2 separate regions of the Mus musculus genome follow, and region 1 is linked to region 2. A link is a contact called in ENCODE Hi-C or POLR2A ChIA-PET data. All regions are on one chromosome and are shown on one strand. The core of a region is the stretch at or near the end of the contact, and the rest is flanking DNA. Distances in the headings are between cores, read along the strand shown.

What was found. Hi-C counts contacts between places; a loop is a spot of excess contacts on that map. ChIA-PET counts read pairs that join two places held with the same protein, here RNA polymerase II (POLR2A).
Region 1: POLR2A ChIA-PET joins it to region 2 with 14 read pairs in Patski. The contact joins the enhancer-like site here to the promoter of Aff1 in region 2. A Hi-C loop is called at or near these places in 1 of 37 maps with a recorded cell type or tissue (regulatory T cell). POLR2A ChIA-PET finds 5 or more read pairs at or near these places in 2 of 5 experiments (Patski and embryonic stem cell).

What each region holds. Positions count from the first base shown.
Region 1 is chr5:103,832,837-103,837,596 of GRCm38, forward strand. It overlaps Aff1 (AF4/FMR2 family, member 1), which reads left to right. Exons shown (of 20, transcript NM_133919.4): 11 at 634-1,623. Among named protein-coding and RNA genes, the nearest start is that of Gm42139, 50 kb to the right of the region's middle. Within about 2 kb of position 3,100, at least 1 of the 3 ENCODE cell types and tissues checked has a DNase peak (open chromatin) inside an H3K27ac peak, as active enhancers do.
Region 2 is chr5:103,752,109-103,757,075 of GRCm38, forward strand. Aff1 (AF4/FMR2 family, member 1) reads left to right here and starts at 2,054. Exons shown (of 20, transcript NM_133919.4): 1 at 2,054-2,237. The coding sequence starts at 2,221.

The sequences.
Region 1 (4,760 bases), core at 1,850-4,349, 82 kb after region 2:
TAACTGACTGTCTGCTGTGGGTCTTCTCTTTGTGCTTAGGGACATGTGCGACCTCAGACCTGATTGCCTTTGGTAAAAGATGCTGTGTCTGTCTGAAAGAATAGAGGGACTAGTCCCTGCTAATGTGATTTCACTCTGTCTTACTGTGTAGGTTTTGGAAGTCAGATCTGTCTGTGTTATATTGATAATCCTGTCACATATAAATTACTGTTTTTAAGTAAATAAAGAGAAATCAAATGTTAGAAGTGGGGCCTTATCAGTTGAAGAAAAGTACTGTTTTTCTTCCTCGTTTCCTTATTATAACTGTACCATAATTAACCATCAGGGCAAAAAGACAAGCCACAAAGGCCTCTCAGCAGTTGCCAATTACTTATTAGTGACTATCTATCAGGCAGAGTTCTCATTGCAAAGCTGTTCAAGCTCATTTGATGAAGTGCTGCAGAATCTGATTTGTAATCTGAAGGAGATGACTGGAGGGTAAATTCTTAGGCTCAAAATGACCACTTGTCTTGGGGACAGTCCTGTATAGACTGCTAACATGGCCACTTGTCCTGGGAATGGTCCTGTCTAGTTAGGCTGCTAACCCAGTTCATCAACCCCGGTTGGTTAATACTTTTCTGTTTCTGCTTCTAGCCCGAGCCTCCGACGACAAACAAATGGCAGCTGGACAACTGGTTGACCAAAGTCAACCAACCCTCAGTGCCCCTGGATGGCCGGGGGAGCACAGAGTCTCCACAATGGCGCCAGGAAAGTAAGGGTGTCGCTGAGGGCAGCAGTGACCAGCAGCATCCTGATTCCAAAGACCCTCTCCCAAAGAGCTCCAGCAAGACTCTCCGGGGTCCCTCTGAGGGGCCCCAGCCTGGGAAGAGGGGCTGTCCGAAATCCCCCGCTCAACAGGAACCCCCACCTCGGCAAACCGTGGGCAGCAAACAACCCAGGAAACCCGCCAAGGGCTCCGGCCAGGCAGAGCCCCAGGCCAGCTCGCAGGCAGAGAGTGAAGTAGGACCCCTTCCCTACGGCTCAAAGGAGCAGACTTCCAAAGACAGACCCAAGGTGAAGACGAAAGGCAGGCCGCGTGCCGTGGGCAGTCGGGAGCCTAAGCCAGAGGTCCCTGCGCCCACGCCTCAGGCAGCCGTGCCCAGACCGAAGCCGCCTGTGCCCACCCCCAGTGAGAAGAGGAAGCACAAGAGCTCCACGGCCCCCTCCAAGGCGCCCTCAGCCCCCCAGCCTCCGAAGGACAGTGCTGGGGACAGGAACCCAGAACACTCTGCTCTTGTCTCCTTGACTCAGAGCCAGGGTCCATCCCACAGCAGCAGGGGCAGCAGTGGCAGCGTCAGGACTAGTGGCTGCCGACAGGCTGTGATTGCCCAAGGGGACGGCTGTAAAGACAAGCTCCTGTTGCCTTTGAGAGACACCAAATTGCTCTCGCCGCTCAGGGACTCCCCACCACCGACAAGCTTGGTGGTGAAGATAACCCTAGACCTCCTCACGAGGATTCCCCAGCCTCTGGGGAAGGGGAGCCGCCCCAGGAAAGCAGAAGACAAGCAGCTGTCAGCAGGGAAGAAGCAGGACTCGGAGACCAAGAGCTGTGACAGCTCCAGCAGAGTGACCAAGAAGAGAAAGGTGGGTGCAGAGACAGGTGGTGGCATGGTCTTTGAGTTGTGGAAGCTTGCTCGGCTGAGCTGCCTCTCCAGGGCTCCTCTTGGCCTGCATCCGCTTCCCGTCCTGCGGGCTGTCACTCGGTCAGGGTATCTTGAGTCACTGAAGGCATCCTCTTTCTGCACACCCCACAGCGAGGCGCAGCATTTTTATGTTTTATGCAGATATGGTTTACTCCCTGGGTGCTGTATTTTATCCTGGAGGTTCCACAAAGCGGCGCGATAGTGTTCTGAGTCGTCTGAAGAACTGTGCACTCATGACCACGTGCTTTGTCCCTAGAACTAGCTAAGGCCTCTGGGGAGAGGTAGCGAAGTGAGCTGGTGGGGCAAGCTCGGCATGCTGAGTGGCCGTCACGATGTGTTTTCAAGGCAAACCTTCATGATGCGGCTTTCTATTAGGCATGATGCCAGTTTGGACAGTGTCGTCTTCCTTTATTCAAAGGGGTTGAGCTCTGGATTCCTGGATTTTTTTTTTCTTTTTCTCCTTTGTGATGAGGAAAGACTCCCGAGGGTACTACTACTACCTGCCCAGATCTTTTCACAGAGCACAAGGGCCATCTCTGCTTTGCTGACCAGGAGAGGATTTAGCACTCTTGAGTATAAGAAAGATATCTTACGAGGAAGATCATGTTGAAGCCCAGATAGTTTATCCACCTGGTTAAAGATATAGTGGCTCTAGCAAACCGAAAAGGGAGATTTCCCCCAGAACCTGGTTGCTGGAGACTTGAATATCTGTGACCCTATCTACTGTGCCCAGGTGCTTACTGAAGAAGGGGCTGTCTGAGCTGAGAGAGGACAGGTTTCCGTGTCAGGACTCTAGCTGGGGGACTAGGGGTGAGACAGTATATGTCTATGGAGCTCTGTTCTGGATCGTGCCACGTAGACCAGGCTGACCCCAAACTCACAGAGATCATCTGCCTCTGCCTCCTAGTTAAAGGCCTGCACCACCATGCTAGAAAGATTTTTTTTTAAAGCTTTTAGAATGAGATGGAATAGTGTGTGTGTCTGTCCGTCCATCCGCCTGCCTTTCTGTCTGAGACAAAACTTTATCGGAACTTGTGGTGGACATGCTTAGGGAAAAGTGTCCCTGCAGCTACTGCCTGAGCGGGACCCCTACTCGTGCTGGCCAGCAGCCAGTCTCCTGTCACCCCCATCTGAGCTGCCTTGGCTTATTTTATGTTGTCTCTGGCACTAATCCTCTGCTTTTCTGCCTCCCACTGGAGTGGAAGGAAATACAGTGTGCAGTGTGCTTCCTTGTTGGTTAGAGAGTCGTCAGCCTTCACGGGAAGGGGGACGTGGGGGGCGTCTAGGCTAGCTCCTCCGCATTCTGAGATCAGAGCCTGTCCTCTGGAAGCTGAGCCTCTAAGGCATGGCTCAAGGGAAGCATTCTGTTCAGAGCTTGGGGAAGTTTCCTCATCTCCACCGTGCACGTGAGTTCTGCAAAGTGTCTGGTCCAAGAGAAACTGAGGATAAGTGCCAACTGTGGTGCCTGTTAGCCAAGCAGACTGTGCCCTGGCCTCATGTGCTCTGTGCACTGCAGCAGGTACCTGTCAGGGTCTACCCGGCTCCTCTCAGCTCTCCTCGCCCCACCCCATCCCAATCTTCTCCAGTTTGTGGGCTTCCCTACCCCAGCTTCTGATTCCGATAGAACCTGCCATTTGGGCCATGTGCTCCAATAGATCTTGGTCCCCTCTCCTTTTTTCTCCCCCCCCCCCCCCCCCGCCCCCGTCCCCGTCCCCTCCATGGCTGATTCAGTCTGCTGACCATGTTAAGTTCGCTACTTCCTCTCCCTACTCTGGACCCTTCCTGATGCCTCTGGCTGTACTCTCCCTCATATGTCTACAACAGGAAGCTTCCCTTCAACCACACCTTGGAGTGGCCATGTCCTCATTCTAGACACAAAGCTCTAGCAAACAGCCAAGAGATCCAGCTTGGTAGTCAGCCTTTCCGTGGTGAAGATGGGACCCATTGGTTTAAATCCTGGCTGTATTAAAGTCCTGGCAAGCCTGATCACTTTACAGTCACCTAGGGACAGCGGGAGGAGGACTCTGGCATTTTTTAAATTCCTAGGCAGTCCTAATTCCGTGGGGCTGGAAGCAGTGAAGCGCAGCCTTCCCAGGTCCCTGCTCAGGCCGAGCTGGTGCTTGGGTAGAGGAGCTGTGGAGGTGTGCTGTGAGTGTGGTTAGCATCGGTTAGGCATTCATTGCTTCAGGTGTGGCATTAGTTAGCTGCTTGACTGAGACGCTTCCAGAGAGCTATGGATCCAAAGCTAGTTGTTGTATATTTACCCCTCAGCAGAGTCATGTGTTCTCTGATGCGGTAGGCCTTGCGTATGTTACCCGTTTTGTGCGTCAATGCCATGACGGCCATTCAGGCCTCCCTGGCTCCTCCGGTGGGGTCACCTGGTTTGCAAACCTGGGAACCTGGCTCTAGGCCAGAGGTTTACCAACTTTTTTTTGTTTGTTTGTTTGTTTGCTTTGTTTTTAAGATTTATTTATATGAGTATACTGTAGCTGTTTCCAGACACACCAGAAGACTGTATCAGATCCCTTTACAGGTGGTTATGAGTCACTACGTGGTTAATGGGAATTGAACTCAGGACCTTTGGAAGAGTAGCCAGTGCTCTTAACCATCTCTCTAGCCCCTGACTTGTTTTTTAACATGGGAATATTTCTCCCCAATGCCTTCATCTTCAGCGTGAAAGCTAGAAAACGCCTTTTCAAGATGTATTTAGAGACATTTAAGAGTTTTCCAAAACGTTCACGTGAGTGCAGTTTATTCAAAGCCCCCCACCCCCACCCCCAGCTTCTCACTGTCCTACTATGAAGTTTAACAAAAGTTCTCAAAGGATTCAAGTCTTTGAAGGCATTTTAGCCTTAAATACTCAAGAGAATATCAGAGATTACACAGTAGGGTGGGGATGGAGTTCAGTGTCTGAGCACCTCTCTAGCATTATTAAGGCTCTGGATGCAATCCTCAGCCATGCAAAACCAAAAGCCAGCCAGCAAGAGAGAGCCGATGGTGCAGACAGCTGTGATGAAGAGGGGACTGGGTTAGGAACAGTTGATGAGGCACAGTGGAGAAACTGAGGTAAATACACAA
Region 2 (4,967 bases), core at 804-3,303:
CCCTAGATTTTTTTTTTTTAAGATTTATTTATTTTATATGAGTACGTTGGTGTTGCCTTCAGACACACCAGAAGAGGGCATCAGATCCCATTACGGATGGTTGTGAGCCACCATGTGGTTGCTGGAAATTGAACTCAGGACCTCTGGAAGAGCAGTCAGTGCTCTTAACTCCTGAGCTATCTCTCCAGCCCCCTGAATTTTTATTTACTTATTTGCATGTGTATGGGTGTTCTGTGTCTATGTATATCTATATGCCACATGTGTGCCTGATTCCTGAAAACAGAAGAAGGCTTCTGATCCCTTGGGACTGGAGTTAAAGACAGCTAAGGGAACATGGATGCTACTTAATGTGGAACCTAGAAAGTGACTCTGGGACCTCTGGAAGAGCAGATGAGCCCTCTCTCCAGCCCTCAGGCATGTTTTTGTAGCATCACATATTGTCATTTGGAACCCATTGCTCCTTAAGTCAAGCAGTGAGTCCTTCCCTCTCACCTTGGTCTGACAGTATGGGAAACTGTCTCACCTGTAGCAAGCTTCCCCTATAGCTCTGAAGGTAAAACCTTATCTTTGCAATAAACACTGAAAGTTGTTTTCCTAGAAGAGAGACTTGCCAGATGCCCAAGTCAGAAGCGTGCGAATTGTTATCTCTAGGAGACATGGTCTATGAAAAACCAGCTAGTTTCTGGTTGGTTTCTCTCTCCAGTCACTTCACACTCATCTTCAGGACTGGTGCTGTGCTTGTGAGCTTAGAACAGAACAGTGCTTTCTGTGCACTTCCCGTTTGTCACAAGGAGGAGGAGGGAGGGAGGAGAGACAGAGAGACTGACATAGAGACAGAGGGAAAAACCCCGCATTTCAGAGTCAAAATTCAAAGGACTAGTTAGTTCATCAAGGGCATTCCTAAAGTACACGAGTTCTCCAAACTACTACTGTAGGTGGTGGAGAAAGCAGTGTCTGGCAACTTGTCTCACTTGCCACCACAGCCTTCATTCCTGCGAAGGCGTCAGTCGTTCTCCACCATCAGAGCTAAAGCCAGGGGAGTGAAAGACAAGCTTTGTCTTGTGTTCTTATGTAAGTAGTTCTGACCTCTGAGAGGGACTACCGGAATCTGGAAACTTGCGGTATTTAGAAACTGGGCAATCAGTTACATGAGCAATATAATGTGGTGAGTCCCGGGTCGAACCCGGAGCGCACCAAGAAAGTGTCCTTCCAGCAGCAGGCTGGTCCTCCGGGATGCCCCTGTTAAGTCTTCTCCCTGCCTTTCTGCCCATCGTTGTTTTCAGCCGCTTCCCAGGCAAAGCCTGGTGTCTTTCCTGTGTCTGAGTTGACGCAATTTTCGATTGTGCTTTCGAGCGTTTACGTTGGTTTGCATCATGGTTTTTGTTTGCGGGGGGTGGGGTGGGGTGGGGTGGAGGGGAAGCAATTCTTTTAATTTATTAGGGGACTTCCCTGAATGGCTGTCTTCTGTGTAATCGCATGTTGCCTCGAAGAGGGAAGTCGTATAAACACTTGTTTCTGGGCACTTTCAAAACTGAAAGCAAAGTTGAAGAAGGGTTGCTAGCCGATCCCTGATGTTTCCGATGGCAAGCCCCGCAGCAGCGGCCAGAAGCAGCGAAGGCAGTGATCCGATGCTCCCACTCCCAGCACATCCCCACGGCAGCAGGACCCTGAGGTCCCAGCCCGAGCGCGGGGATCTCTGTAGCGCGCGTTTGAACACAGCCGAATTGGGGGCAGCGGCGGCGGCGGAGGTGCGCGCTGCCCTTAAAAGGAGGCGGGCCGTACCACCGCGGCGCCTGCGGGGGGGTCCCGGCGAGCTCGGGCACCTCGAGGGGAGCCCAGCGCCGCGCACATCGCCCCCGAAGTGCGGGCGAACTGGGAGCCGGGACCCCGCAGCGGGCGGTGCGGACGCACCCCTTGGTCTCTGGTGACCCGACAGTGCCCCGGGGCGGCGGGCATCGCCGCTCCCTGGGCTCCAGGGAGGTGCGGCTCGCCCGGCTGCCCCCGGTGCCCGGATGTCCGTCAGGCTCGGCGCGAGCCGAGGCTCCGGGGGGCGGAGGCGGTGCTGAGGACACAGAGCTGAGGACGCGGCTGCCGAGAGCGCAGAGTCTGCGGGGCAGTATCGCCGACGGCTGCGGCCGACGCTGAGAGCGGCGCGGGCGAGAGAGCCTGCGGGGCGAGCGCGCAGATGGATTTGGGACGCCAGGCAGTGTGAGCCGAGCCATGGCAGCCCATTCCAGGTGAGGCTTGCGCAGGGGGCGTCTGGGACCCGGGAGTGGCCGCGGAGCCCGGGGCAAGGGCGGCGCGGGTGGGAGTGCCGGGGGGGGGGGGCGGGGACCGCAGGAAGCCAGCGGCTGGATCACTGCTATCTCATCCCTGAGTGTCGGGTAGAAAAGTGTGTGAACCGAGTGCAAAGGGACCGCCCGGAAAGTTAAGGTTAAAGATTCCGCTTCTGGCCCGAAGAACTGTTATTTTCGGAAAGTGAAGTTGGTTTCTCTCCTGCCGGAGCCTGGATTTTCACTGAGGTGCCTGTGCACAATCCTCCGGCTCTACTCGTTGCTGGTTTGGCGTCTTCCAAAGAAATTTGGAAGCGCACTTAATGGAAACGAGGATTCTCCCACGAGAGAGTGGTGGAGCCTGGTGAGTAATATAGTTTTTTTTTTTTTTTTTTTTTTTTTTTTTTTTTTTTCCTGCTAGAATGTACGATTCCACATAAAACGGCACAGTCAGAGTGAATCTGCTGAGTAGGCAAAGGCCGGAATGCGCTGGGTTGGTGAAGGGGAGCCTGGCTAATGACCCGCAGTTGCTGTCAGGGGAGTGCCCTGTACTGCAAGGACCGAGTCTTGCCTTCTCCCGGGTTTGAAGGTTTTGAAAGGAGCCTTAAAACTTGGCCGTACACCGGTGCCCAAGATTGAGGCTGTTGGGTGTCATCGCGCTTCGGTCTCTACAGCTGTTGGTTACGGAAAACAGGACCCGTCGAACCTTTTCAAAACTTATGCCAGAAGGCAGTGTGATTGCACAAGTTTACAATTATGGAAATGTTCTTTAGCCTTAATACTTGATTTAGGATAGTGATTTGGTAACATATCTGGACGCTGAGCTGAGGTAATTTTAGTAATTTTAGGTCTAAAGATCATGGAGAACAGTAGATTTGTAAACGTTAGAGACTGAGTAGATAGAACTTGAATTTTTCTAAGAGATAAAACTTCCTAGAAGGAACTTCTCTAAACAGAAAACCTTCTAAGTGTGTCTTACTTTAAAAACAAGTTTAATCCTCTCAACTTGGCTTAGTTGTGTCTTCATCTTATTGAGTGTTGGAAGGAAGGGGTTCCTAACGGGACAGAGGAGTAGGGGAACAGAAGTTGCACCTCAAACTTCTGCTAAATCTTAACTAAAAAGCAACCGTTAGCTTTTAGCACAAACAGAACCTGTAGATTTTCATATTACAGTGACTGCAGATGTCTTCAATCTCTAACGTTTCCCATTTGCTTGAAATTAAGGAACTGTTTGTCGTTCATGGCTAGTAATTAAAATATGTTATAGCTGGATATGGTTGCCCATGCCTTTAATCCCAGCACTTGCCTTTAATCCCAGCACTCAGAAGGCAGAGGCAGGAGGATCTCTGAGTTCTGGGGAAAGCCTTGCTCACCTTTTAATCCCAGCATTCAGAAGGCAGAGGCAGGGCGATCTCTGTGAGTTCTGGGGAAAGCCTGGTCTACAAGGAGAGTTCCAGGACAGCCAGAGCTGTTGTTTGTTACACAGAGAAACAGTCTCAACACCACCAAACCAAACTATTATGTCCTTACCTTGTCAATGGTGTATTTTAGTAGATACTCTTCTAGATCATTTGTTTCCTTTGTATTACATAATTTACTTGTGAAAGTATCCTTATGTATCACGCTGCCTCAGGATCCCTTGGCATACAGCCCGAGATTAAGGTACCTCTTATAAAATAGTTAAAGCTGCCAGAGCATGGGGATTTGAACCTTGGTTCTATTGTTCCAATTCCTTGACTCTTAAACTAACGTCGAACGTAAAATGAAATAAAAGATAAACTGGGTCCTGTGTATGCCAGACACAGCAGTAGGCTGCTGTAATTGGATTACCTCTTGGTCACCTAAGCAGACAAGCAAGTGCTTGATTATTTGCCCTTGGTAGTTAAGGAAACTGAGGCCTAGCCGGGTCACACAGGTTTCGTGCTCAAGGTCACACAGGTGCAACCTGCCTGACCCCAGATGGACCCCTGTAGTCTCTACAGTGTAGCACTTCCTGCTTCTTGTTGCCTCTGCTGTGCCAGCTGCAGAACTTCAGAGGAAGAGCCCGAAAGTGATTGCAGCTAAGTTTGCTCTGGTGCAGCATGTTTAATCTAAGTCATCAGCGTGGCTGCTCAGCTCAGCAGCAAAGACCCTGCTGTGCTTTCCTGGCTGGCTCACAAGCTCTGGCACTAGAAACAAAACCACACGGCCATCACGGTTGCCTTCCTGGTGTTTTCTTAGCCCTAGTGCTGAGTATCTACCCTGTTGCAATCATCCCTTCAATTTTGCCTTGAGTGTAGTCCAAGCACTCAGGAGAAACTGAAGCATTCTTTGTGATATAAAACTATTGGCACGTGTCTTATGGAGGACAGATTGGTTTGCTCTTGTGACAGTTCATTTGAATGGTCAGGCTCATTGGACTTAGAGATTCAGAGCTCACTGTTTTAACCATAGCGGTTAAGAGCACTTCCTGCTCTTAAAGAGGACCAGAGTTCTGTTCCCAGTGCCTACATGCAGCTCACAACCACCTGTAACTCCAGTTCCAGGAGATCCAGTGACCATTCTGGTCTCCATCGACATCAGGCAGGCAGGCAGGCAGGATACATACATATGGGCGAAAATGCACACAGTCAAAAGAAAAAAACAAGGAAGAAAGAAAGAAAAGAAAAGAAAAGAAAAACCACCAGCAAACCTACCCCCAAGTACTTTGATTGT